2 separate regions of the Homo sapiens genome follow, and region 1 is linked to region 2. Evidence: chromatin contacts called from ENCODE Hi-C or POLR2A ChIA-PET data. All regions are on one chromosome and are shown on one strand. Each heading gives the region's core, a stretch centred on a gene start or an enhancer-like site at or near the end of the contact. The rest is flanking DNA. Distances are from core to core; before and after follow the strand shown.

Region 1 (5,769 bases), core at 1,640-4,139, 3.1 Mb before region 2:
TTCTTTAGCTAGGCTATGACTAGACTATACCCAGGCTACACCTACCCTCTGCTCAAGCTTAATGTTCCTGGCCTTTAAGGGACAATGTATATGTCAATTCTAACTTACTCTACATTGAAGGTTAGAAATATCTTTGGTGGGGTGGAAGGGGAGGGGGCCCCATGAGTAGCCATTTTGTATACTGGAGCCTTCCATGAGTACTAGAATGTACAGGTGAAGAGAAAATTGGATAGCACTGGAGACCTGAGTGGGAAATGGCCAGGCCTGAAGACACAGCCTTTGATAGAAACAGCTCATTTTACCTGACTTTTGGTGGGGGACAAAGAAGAGGGAGTTTGTGGTCAGCCAGGGATAGAATAGGTTGGAATGTGATATCTGGTCCTGTTTGGTCAGCAGAAGAGATATTCATGATCAGCAAAATAATTATTCGATATTTAAAAGTCAGATTTTTTAAGGACCCAAGAATCTGACAAACGCCATCACTGAGATTTCTGTGGGGGCAGCTGAGAGGCAAATTTTGTAATCCCCATTTTCCACCAAGTGAACTGGAGTCACCTAAGACCAATAGTACAGATGAGATAAGGGCATGCAGGCTTCCCTGCCTGCTCTCCTTCCTAAGGCAACATGGGACACAGGAGAAGAGAGAGAAACTCTCAGCTCAGATCTACTGACAGGTGACTTCTCCAGGCCTTAATGTCATGGTCTAGAGAATTCCACCTATAAAAGTAATAAACAAATAAATCTAATATCCAGAAATACACTGAAAGATGGTCAAGATGCTACACTGTAACAAGATCAATCTTGTGATAAAAGTCTTTTCAGACTCTGCTAATAAATACCATAAATCAAGTAGGTCAATGGCTTCCGCTTCTATGAAAGTCAAGTATGTGAGGCAATCTTATATGAATTTTGACAAATTTTTGGTGGTTTTCAGTGGCTCTTGATAACATGTGGTTATCATTTCCGGCGCCCACGGGAAGTTTTGAAACTAAATTTTTCATGGAACTCATGTCTCTGTGCAACAGAGTTGAAGGGGTAGGCTGGGCTAGAGGATTCACGAAGCAACCTCAGGCATCTCAGGGGCATTTCTAGCCCATAAAAACACCTGCTTCCTCCTCCCGCCCACTCCCTGGCAGAAACCTGCCACAATCTAACACACATCAGGAAGTTTCAAAATCACTTTAACTGGGCCAGGATGGCGAGGTGCAGTGATAGTCCGTCCTGATACTTCTAGCTCTCAAGTAAACAGCAGCCCCTGGATAATCTGGGTGGCCAGAGAGAGACGCAAGAAGAGAATGTGGGTGCTGAGTCTACTCACCAACCCGCCTGGCACTAAATCCAATGCTTTCAAAGTGACGAGGCTCTGCCTTTCATCAGCTCTGAAGGCACAGTTAATCTTTTTTTCCTTTTTGTACTAAAAATGGTCTCTCTGCTTAAGGCACAGCTTTAAAAATGTTACTTTTGTATCTGAAGTGATCCTAATTGCCATATATGACAGTGACCTAGCCTTTCTATCCAAACAGAGGCCTGGGATAAGTCAGAAATTCAAGTTTTAATCCTGGCTCTGTTAAGGGTTACTGAATGCCTTGCTTTTAAGGAGACAGAGACCGGAACTTTCCTGTGAGAAATTGTTCAGGTCCATTGAGTCCTTTCATCACTAAGGTTTGAGAGAAAGGCCTGGAGTGGTTTTCCCCATGCTGTCCTCCTGCTCCCCAACCATGACGGTGTCTGCCCCAACCTGTCTGCTGTGGTAGGAGCTGGAGGTGAGAAGGAGACAAGAGGAAGAAAGAGAATAAGGAAAGCAATGAGGGCAAGAGGCAGAAGGAAGAGAGTGAGAACAGGGTAGGTCCAGAAAGGCCACGCTCCCAGACGCATGCCTCTCCCCATCCCAAACCCTTCCTGTCCACATCCAGCTTTGTATAGAGATACCCAATATTTGTTACGGAGTTTGAGCGTCACAAAAACAAATGTGGTTTTAGTATTTGCTGGCTTAGTTTTGCCATGCTCTGGAAAATCAAAAATCATTCCACGATTAAAAAAAAAAAACACAAAAATAAACTTTTATCTTAGCTTCAGCTCAGAAAATATCAACTGTCAGTTCTAGAATAAAAGCTGATAAGGTTTCAATATTCCAGCCTGCCATTTCCATCTTGAAGGACTGCACAACAATTGTTTTCTGGGAAATTCTGAAAGGCTGTGGGGAATTTTTCTTGTGAAATATTTGTGGAGAAGAGGCCAAACTTCAATTTGGCTTGAAGAAAACATGGGTGTGGGAGTCAGGCAGACTTTTATTTCTGGCACTGTCACTAACCTGCTGTGCAATTCTGGGAAATTCTCCTAACCTCTCTGTACCTAAAAGTGTTGAGTCCACAAAAGATATGCAGAGAATGAATGTATAACAACTGTTAATGTAGCAGTCTGCTTAGAATAAATGTTTCATATATTTCACCCACATTAGGATGAGTGCTGTACTCAAAATTCCACCTTTGCATTGCTTATCTTCAACCTTAAGAAATCCATCCTACACAGAACCAATGGCAGTGGCCAAGGAAAAGGGGATGAAGGAGCAACTTGAAATAATTTGTGTTTATGGTGAGAATGCTTCCAATCTTAATAAGTTCATACCTCTTATTATCAGCCCTGAGGAAAACTGTCTTCTGTAGATTTCACTGTGAAATCCACAGGCAAAGCTAGAGAAACACTCTGCCTAGTAGGGGAGCCCCTAAAGAAGAGAGTGGCTCAGTCTGAGGGAATGCAGAAGGAGGAGGTGAAAAAAAATCTCCTCAGCTTTGCACAAGCACACACTCGCTCAATCACAGAGGGGGCTGACGCAAGTAGTGCTTCCGTGCTACTTTTGACCACTGAGTTCAGAAAAATGCATTGAAGTAGAATTGTGTCTGCCATTTGGCAAAAGTAAACACACAAGATAACCATGTGGCTCCCTAAGGCAGCTTTCTCTTTGGCCTACTTCTCTTGGGGTGCACATGCAAGGGGATGCAGTGGAAACTGTGGGCCGGCAGCTACCGTGCCATAGACATAGGTGTGGAGAGCTATGGTTCCACTGCTGGCTGCCCCACTGGCCCCAATGGGCTGAGGTTAGCACGTGTTGGTTCCGGATCTCAGATGGGGCCGGCAGTTGTAAAGAGGCCACAAACAGCAAGCTAGTGTGCTGTTTCCACCTTCAGCCCAACCCCGACGGCATCCTGTCAGTGATCTTGGGCCCACTGCAGGAAATAACATGCACAATTGGTGAACTGTGACAATGCAGCCACAGTGGCTTCCAGTGGTGTATTCGCCAACTGTGTGCAATTTTGCAGTTAGTATGAGGCCAAAAAAGTCTCTGGCCAGCTAGAACCTGGAAGAGAACAAGGCCAATGGTCAGATGACTCTGAGGTTCACATGGATGTGGAAGAAACTATCCTACCAGCCTTCTGCTGCACTGTACGTGTCCTGTGGCCAAGTTGCTTTGGTGTGTAGTTGGGTATCCTTGCCTGCTACCTGATCACTGCCCACTGAGTCCCATAGAAAGGCAGAGGAGGTGAATTTCCAGCAGCTCCCCGAGTTTCTGCTGACCTTTTTAGGTGTTTTTATTACCTGTGGTGCTTTCTATTCATGTGTACTCCTGGGCTCTGGGGATTCCCCTCCCTTTGATTTACAAGGAGGATTAGAAAGACACAGCTTTGTGATCGGTCCCTCACAGACGGCTGGTATTAAGTGATTTCCCCTTCTTAGACTCATTTGAGGCCAAGAAAACAGTTCTGTTGAATCACTTGCTCCTTGGAGGTATGAAAATAGGGCACTTGGGGGAGTCCAACCTGATAAATACCAACATTGATACCCTTCAGCCTCAGCTACACTTCCAGTGGCATATAGTAGAGCGGAGTTGAAGCAGAGGAGTCTCGGGTCCCCCCCAGCCTCTGAGAAACCTCCAGTGGAGAGTAAGCAACTCTGGGCTTACTGCTTGTATTTCTGTGCCACCAGCACAAATGGCATCCTAACCACCAAGGGCTCTCCAAACTCACTGCCTGGAGAGGTGCAACCAATTCTATCTCCAGAGTGAATCTGTAGCATAAAATGGGAGCAAAGGCCACTCACTATGTATTGAAACAGAGGTCACAAGGTCTGCCTAGGAACAAATTTCCAAGTTAGCCACCTCATCAGATATGCTCTTGAACAAAAGTTATTTATTTGATGTCCTCAAGGAAGGGATATTGTGTAAGGTGTTATTTTTAAAAGGAGGGGTGGGGGCAGCTGAAGCAATGCTGTCTGTGTCTGTACTTAAAGAAATGACATCAATATAGACACACAATAATAACCTACAATTAAACAGACTCAACACAGGAGACACACATAAGAAGAACAAGTCCAGAACAAATATATTGAAATGGCTAAATATTTACATGGTAAGTAGGGGCAGGCTTCCTCCCACGGTGATGCCCTTGGAGTGGAGATCTTCTATCATGGTTACTAACATTCAAACTCCCAATCATGTGGTACAAGCCCGTTAAAAAGGATGTCCTGAGGCTGGGCATGGTGGCTCATGCCTGTAATCCCAGCATTTTGGGAGGCCGAGGCAGGTGGACCACCTGAGATCAGGAGTTCAAGACCAGCCTGGCCAACATGGTGAAACCCTGTCTCTACTAAAACTACAAAAAATTAGTCAGGCGTTGTGGTGCGTGCCTGTAATCCCAGCTACTGGGGAGGCTGAGGCAGGAGAATCGCTTGAACCCAGGAGGTGGAGGTTACAGTGAGCTAAGGTCACGCCATTGCACTCCAGCCTAGGCAACAAGAGCAAAACTCCATCTCAAAAGAAAAAAAAAAAAAAAAGGATGTCCTGGCCAAAGGCAGATCACACTTGAGGCACAAGCCCTACTGCCAGATGCCAAACAGGTTTTTAGTCTCTGATACTGGCTTGGAAATGGCCTCCTGGAACACTGTCCAAATGGGAAACGTGAGGCTTTCAGGACTCAAGAGTCGCTAGAGAGGAAGGTGAGGCATATATGCTGTGCACTGGCTAAACCTGCCCAGTACAACTGCATGTGGGTGCTAGACCATAGTTTTTCTCCCTCATTTTCAGGTAGCTATTTGTCGCCTCTCATATGACATCATTAATAAGAATAACCATGTCATTTTACACGTATATGGTACTTTATACTTTTCAGGGTATGTTCACAGAATGGTCTTAGCTGATCCTCAATGCAGAGTGAGGGGAGCTGGGAAGTGACTGAAGCAGCTGTCCTGGGTTAGGAGGGTGGACTCTGGAGTCAGATCCCCTGGGCTTCCAGCTCAGCTCCACTGCCTACTAGTTGTAGATTATTTATTCCACACCTACTCAGGTAGATTAGTTAATGTCTCTGTGCCTCACTTTCTTCAACTGTATAATTGGCATAGCAATCTTACCTATTTAAGGATAAATGAGTTAGCATATAAAGCACTTAAGACAGTGCCTAACACATATTAATATTATCCTTTTACTTATTATTCTATTGCGTTCAATTATTCCAATAGGAAAACCAAGGCTTATAACATTCTCGTTCTAATTTCTCTATTTCTCATGGTTTACCCACCCCAAATGCCCCAGTCTGAAATAGCCTCCTTTACTCTGTAAGTTTCCATCTTTGAGGGGCCAGTTCAAATCCTACCTTTTCCATGATATCTTTGCTAACTATTCTAGCCCTAACTTTTCTCTCACTTCTTAATACTCATACTTTACTTCTTTTTCTTCTATTTTTTTTTTCATTTTTTTTTGAGACAGGCTCTTGCTCTGCC
Region 2 (5,937 bases), core at 698-3,197:
CCGTCTAAAAAAAAAAACAAAACAAAAAACAAACATCAACTCTGCTCCCCGAATGCTTGGGGAGACTGATTTGAGTAATAAAACTCAGGTCTCCCACACAGCCAGCTCTGAGCGAATTACTCTTTCTCCATTGCAATTCCCCTGTCTTGATAAATCGGCTCTGTCTAGGCAGCGGGCAAGGTGAACCCCTTGGGTGGTTACAGAAGCAGAAGGGGAGAAACAATTTCCAAGCCCTGAACACACATGCAGAGTCGCACCCACAGTTGGCTTAATTTAACATGACACAAAAAACGTTCCTGGCTAAACCGCTGCATATTAATTTGGACAATTACTTTCAGCCAGTGGCGTGCTAGGGCCAGCTTATACTGGCTCCAGAGAGGCAATTGTTAAACACTCAGAATTTTAACAGCAGGTTGGTGTCTTGAAATCGGCCACTGTTGGAAGTATTTACACCAAGGAAATTGGCAAATGTTATGAACTAGGGCATTTGGGGTGGGAGAAAAGAGCCACTTTACCAGCATACTCCTGCCTTTAGCCCAACTCAGCATTTCCTCCACCCACAAACTCTCAGTTTTGTTTGGTCTATTTCCCTCACTTACGCTTTAGTAGAGGCCGTATAGTGCAGTTAAGAGGAGGGGCTATAGGGCCATACTATCCTTGTGCAAGTCTATACACTAGCAATGGGACCCTGAGCACACTGCTTAATATCTCTATGATTCCTTGTTCCCATCCCTATGACTAGAGCTGTTCATTGCACCTTCTCATAGGATTTTCATGGGGTTAAATGAGTTAATACATTCAAAGGACCTAGAGCAGTGCCTGGAGAAAAAGGAGCTCCACAAGTATTAGCTATCATCATTCTAAAACTGAAATTTCAGTTAGTTCTCTTATTTTACTTTTGTGGTTAGAAGATGCAAATATCTACTCACCAGTTTAAACCCTGCACTGCTTGCTGAATATAAATATCCCCAATGCCTCACTTTTGGGTGAGTAATACCAGGTCAACTCACGCCTTCTTCCTCTCAAAAAAAAAAAAAAAGGAATAGCAGTGATACATGGTAAAAAGCCTACTCATACTATGATTCCAAAATGTGGGTATTGGTTTTGCATCTCATTTCCAGAATTAGAAAAAGTCTCCTCTGTATTTAGTTTTTATAAGTTCTCCTTTTTTTTTTTCCCATTTCAGTTTTAAGATGCGCTGTATTTTTCTTATTTTCAGGGTCCCGAAATCAGGATGGGTGTTTCAGTTGATGCATGCGTTTGATGTGGTTGTGTTTCTTTTCCTCCGCCTAAAAGCAGTTATTAAAATGATGGCGTTTGCAGATCTAGATTTGAAAGAAAAGAATAATGGTGCATCTTGCAATCAATAGTGTTTTAGAATCCAGGAAACACAGTAATAATACTCAACGAAAAAGTCAGTTCTAGGATGCCAGCTTCCGCATCCAGTGTCTTGTCCCCAGGAGCACGATGTTCCAAGGGTGGGGCTGTGTCCTGTTGTGCCTGCTGCAGCCATGCTTTCTTTCCTTTAGGATCAGTGTTGGTGGGGGCTTGGCCCAGGATTGGATGGTATCTTGTTTTGTTTTTTTGAGATAGAGTTTCACTCTCTCGCCCGGGCTGGAGTGCAGTGATCGCAGCCCACTACAGCCTCGAATTCCTGGGCTCAAGTGCCCTCCTGCCATGGCCTCCCAGTTCTGGGACTACAGGCATTAGCCCCTGTACCCAGCCATGGATGTTTTTTAAGTGTGCAAAGATTCCTCCTCATTCTTCAATTAAAAGCATAGTGAACCATCTGCTGGGCTGGGATTGGACTATGAGAGAGAAAAGCACTAAGACAAGCTGAAAACACAGGTGAAAGTAGCAAGCAGGCTCCCAAATAAAGAGCAGGCCCAGCTCTGCCAGTCAGCACGCGCACACACACACACACACACACACACACACACACACACGTTATGTTTTTGAGTCACGCCCCTTCCTTGTTCCACATGATTGGTCTACACTTCACACTTCCCCTATAATCTCAGTTTCTTTCACCTGGTTTCTTGCCCAAACAGCTTGTTGGGTTTAAGAAGGAGAAATCTATAAAAGAATTGAAGTCTCTTCAGGGAAGGGCCTAGCAGAGCAATTCTGGCTGTGGCAACTCCCCTGGGGTGGCTCCTCCCTAGCCATCTCCTGAGCACACAAGCAAGGACCCTTTCCTCTCAGCTGTCACTCTGGACATGTGTAATGATCCCAATACAGGAGACTCTGAGCCGCAGCCCCTAGGCCCACCTTACGTGTGAGAACTCTCCTGTGTGAGGCCGAGGCAAAGCTGCACGGGATCCTGAGAGAGCAGCAGCCAGAGCAGAAGCTGCAGGAGAGACTGGCACATGGAAGCCAGCCTGTCTCCACAGCCCATGTTCTTGTTTTGTTCTAACTCTACGTGCTTTGGTCGGTTTCCCCTACAACACAGCAGCAGCAGGTGGGCGCACAATGCAGGGACCGGCCCACCCTGACATGGCTGTGTTTGGCAGCCCTGCACACCCCCTTTTCTTTTTTTGCAGGAGTCAGGAGACTGGGGTGGAAGAGGTGGAGACCCAGTCATATCAGGCAAGGGAGGTCTGCACTGCGCTGCAGCCAGAAGGCTAACAGATCACATCCCCACTGTCCCTTCCCAGCTCTGCTCTCCTGCTCTGTGGAGCAGGCCTGGCTGGATACCCCACATGCTACTGCTCTGCATCCACCCCACCCCCACATTCACACTGAAGCCACAGTCCCCAGGCTTACTCCCAGCCAGTGCTGAGCAGGGGTGCAGGGGGTGGGCACTAAGCAGGCCATTTCTGCAAGATCCAGGACTCCTCCAAAGGGCAGCTTTGGCCCAGAGACTCCTCCTCCACCCAGCTGAACCTTTCTCAGAGCCGGGCTGCAGCCTAAGTCTCCCTACCTGTGCAGTAAAGAATTGAACCTTGCCCCTCAAAGAGGTCTAGTCTTTACCCTTGGCCCCCGGGAGGTCATCTTTGTTTGCCTGGGGGTCTTAGGCTGGCCAGATAGTAACAGTGTGACTTAGGGTGGGGAGTAGCCACACCAGAAAAGCCAACATTATGATTTGCATGGGGCTTGGGGTCACCAAGGTACCAACCAGGGCTCGAGTAAGCTTCCCTGCAGGGCACCCTTCAGATCCCCATCTCCTCACAGATACCTTGTTTATAAACCTCCACTAGCAGGATTCTGGAATTAAACACAGTAGCAGTTGATTGGCCCTTTGCAAATGAATTGAAATGGACCAATAAAAATGGAGAAATACACATACTCAGCAAATTATAGTAACATAGGCTTCATCCATCTACAAGTAAGAGAAAATGGCTGGGCACAGTGGCTCACACCTGTAATCCCAGCACTTTGGGAGGTCGACGCAGGTGGATCACATGAGGTCAGGAGTTCGAGACCAGCCTGGCTAACATGGTGAAACCCTATCTCTTAAAAATACAAAAAATTGGCCAGGCGTGGTGGCGCATGCCTGTAGTCCCAGTTACTTGGGAGGCTGAGGCAGGAGAATCACCTGAACCGGGGAGACAGAGATTGCAGTTAGCCGAGGTCGTGTTACTGCACTCCAGCCTGGGCAACAGAACAAGACTCCGTCTTGAAAAAACAGAAAAGAAAAAGAAAATGCAGCACGGATAGGTTACACAAGAAACAGAAATGAGCCAGAAAAACACTCCCAGTCCTTGCCAAGTTGGCAGTAAGCAGGGTGGCCGGCTCCCTCTCCCAAATCCATGCTGGAGAGACCATAGAGGGAAACAGGGATTCCAGGAACCAACAACCACAGCAGTAGCAACAAAACGTGTGAACCCCCTGGGGAGATGTCTCAGACCAGGATCTGGCCTTGGACACTTTCATATATGCACATGATACCAGAGTGAGCAGCCAGTGGCTTAGGGATGAGATGCTCTAAGTGGGGCATTGTCACTCCCTCAGAAGACAAATAGCAAACCCCATGAGCCATAAGTGTATCCAAAGCAGGACTGAACAGACAGACCAAGAATGTAAGACAAGCCCCATACGTATAATTAAGGCGCTAAGACAAAACAGAGTAAGTAGAAATATTGTGTCCAGAATTTATTACTTCCGGTGGGTTCTTGGTCTCACTGACTTCAAGAATGAAGCCACAGACCCTCGCGGTGATTATTATAGTTCTTAAAGATGGTGTGTCCGGAGTTTTTTCCTTCAGATGTTCAGATGTGTCCAGAATTTCTTCCTTCCGGTGGGTTTATGGTCTCGCTGACTTCAGGAGTGAAGCTGCAGACCTTCGCAGTGAGTGTTACAGCTCTTAAAGGCAGCGTGTCAGGAGTTGTTTGTTCCTCCCTCCCAGTGGGTTCATGGTCTTGTTGACTTCAGGAGTGAAGCCGCAGACCTCCGCAGTGAGTGTTACAGCTCATAAAAGTAGTGCGGACCCAAAGAATGAGAAGCAAAAAGATTTATTGTGAAGAGCGAAAGAACAAAGCTTCTACAGCATGGAAGGACACCTGAGCTGGTTGCCGCTGCTGGCTGGGGTGGCCAGCTTTTATTCCCTTATTTGGCCCCGCCCACATCCTGCTGATTGTTTTACCAAGTGCTGATTGGTCCATTTTACAGAGTGCTGATTGGTCCATTTTTACAGAGCGCTGATTGGTGCATTTACAATCCTTTAGCTAGACACAGAGTGCTCATTGGTGCATTTACAATCCTTTAGCCATACAGAAAAGTTCTCCAAGTTCCCACTTGACCCAGGAAGTCCAGCTAGCTTCACCTCTCAATATTAGGCACAAGAAAAGTAAAAACAGTCAGTGTGTAGCTCAAGTCTATAATCCCAGCAATTTGGGAGGCTGAGGCGGCAGGATTGCTTGGGCCCAGGGGTTTGAGACCAGCTTGGGCAACATGGCAAAACCCTGTCTCTACAAAAAATACAAAAATTAGCCAGGACTGGTGGTGAGCACCTATAGTTCCAGCTACCTGGAAGGCTGAGGTGGGAAGATGACTTGAGCTTGGGTGGTTGAGGCTGCAGTGAGCCAAGATTGCACCACTACCTCTAGCCTGGGCGACAGAACCAGACCCTGTCTCAAAAAAACAAAAACCAAAAGGGGCAGCAGGAAACTTTTGGGGTTAATGGATAAGCTGATGACATTGATAGTGATGATGGTTTGATGGTTTCATGGCATATGCTACTCCCCAAACACATCAAATTGCATGCATTAAATATCTATGTCTTTTTGTACGTCAATAATAACTCAATAAAGAGGTTTTAAAAAAGATTAGGTTACTCTTATTTGCCTTTGGGCTTTTGGTCAAGGACAAAGGTCTCTAATTAGGTATAATATTGTACTTCAAATAAGTGAACACAAACTCTTTTCTATCCTCCAGGTACCATGGACTAAATCTTCAAGCATTAAGAAACAGCATTCATTCCCACTCATTTCCACACCAGCCTTTGATTCGATGCAGATACATATTATAGTAGCATGCCTTACCTACAGCATTATGTGTATTTGCTGTCACAATAAAGTATATCTTGTCTTGCAAATTAAAAACACACACACGGCTGGGCGTGGTGGCTCATGCCTGTAATCCCAGAACTTTGGGAGGCTGAGGTGGGTGGATCACGAGGTCAGGAGATCAAGACCATCCTGGCTAACACGGTGAAACGCCATCTCTACTAAAAATACAAAAAATTAGCCAGGCGTGGTAGCGGGCGCCTGTAGTCCCAGCTACTCAAAGAAAAAAAAAAAAAAACCAACAAAAAAAAAACCCGAAAACACACACATGCAAGCTCTAATAGTGAATGAAGGGCATAGTTCTAGGCTGGGACTAAAAGGAGATCTACTATAGAACAAAGAAAAGTAGAATTTCTCCTTTGTTTTCTCTTTTACTCGTTATTTCAGAGGTAGACACTGAAGCCACACTCGTGACCCCACTTACTTCTCCCAC

Evidence for each region. A loop is a pair of places that touch in the nucleus more often than their neighbours do. ChIA-PET counts read pairs that join two places held with the same protein, here RNA polymerase II (POLR2A). Pooled maps may share reads with other maps.
Region 1: a loop to region 2 is called in a pooled map, with 2.7 times the contacts of the local background. The contact joins two enhancer-like sites. A Hi-C loop is called at or near these places in 1 of 37 single-sample maps with no recorded cell type and 1 of 50 pooled maps. POLR2A ChIA-PET finds 5 or more read pairs at or near these places in 1 of 52 experiments (T-cell).

Annotation. Positions count from the first base shown.
Region 1 is chr14:68,281,036-68,286,804 of GRCh38, reverse strand. All of the region lies in intron 7 of RAD51B (RAD51 paralog B), which reads right to left. Among named protein-coding and RNA genes, the nearest start is that of RAD51B-AS1, 400 kb to the left of the region's middle. RefSeq lists enhancers at 1,265-1,314, 1,475-1,534, 1,585-1,634, 3,371-3,440. Within about 2 kb of position 2,889, at least 18 of the 41 ENCODE cell types and tissues checked have a DNase peak (open chromatin) inside an H3K27ac peak, as active enhancers do.
Region 2 is chr14:65,201,606-65,207,542 of GRCh38, reverse strand. No RefSeq gene overlaps it. Among named protein-coding and RNA genes, the nearest start is that of LINC02324, 18 kb to the left of the region's middle. RefSeq lists an enhancer at 2,402-2,511. Within about 2 kb of position 1,947, at least 7 of the 41 ENCODE cell types and tissues checked have a DNase peak (open chromatin) inside an H3K27ac peak, as active enhancers do.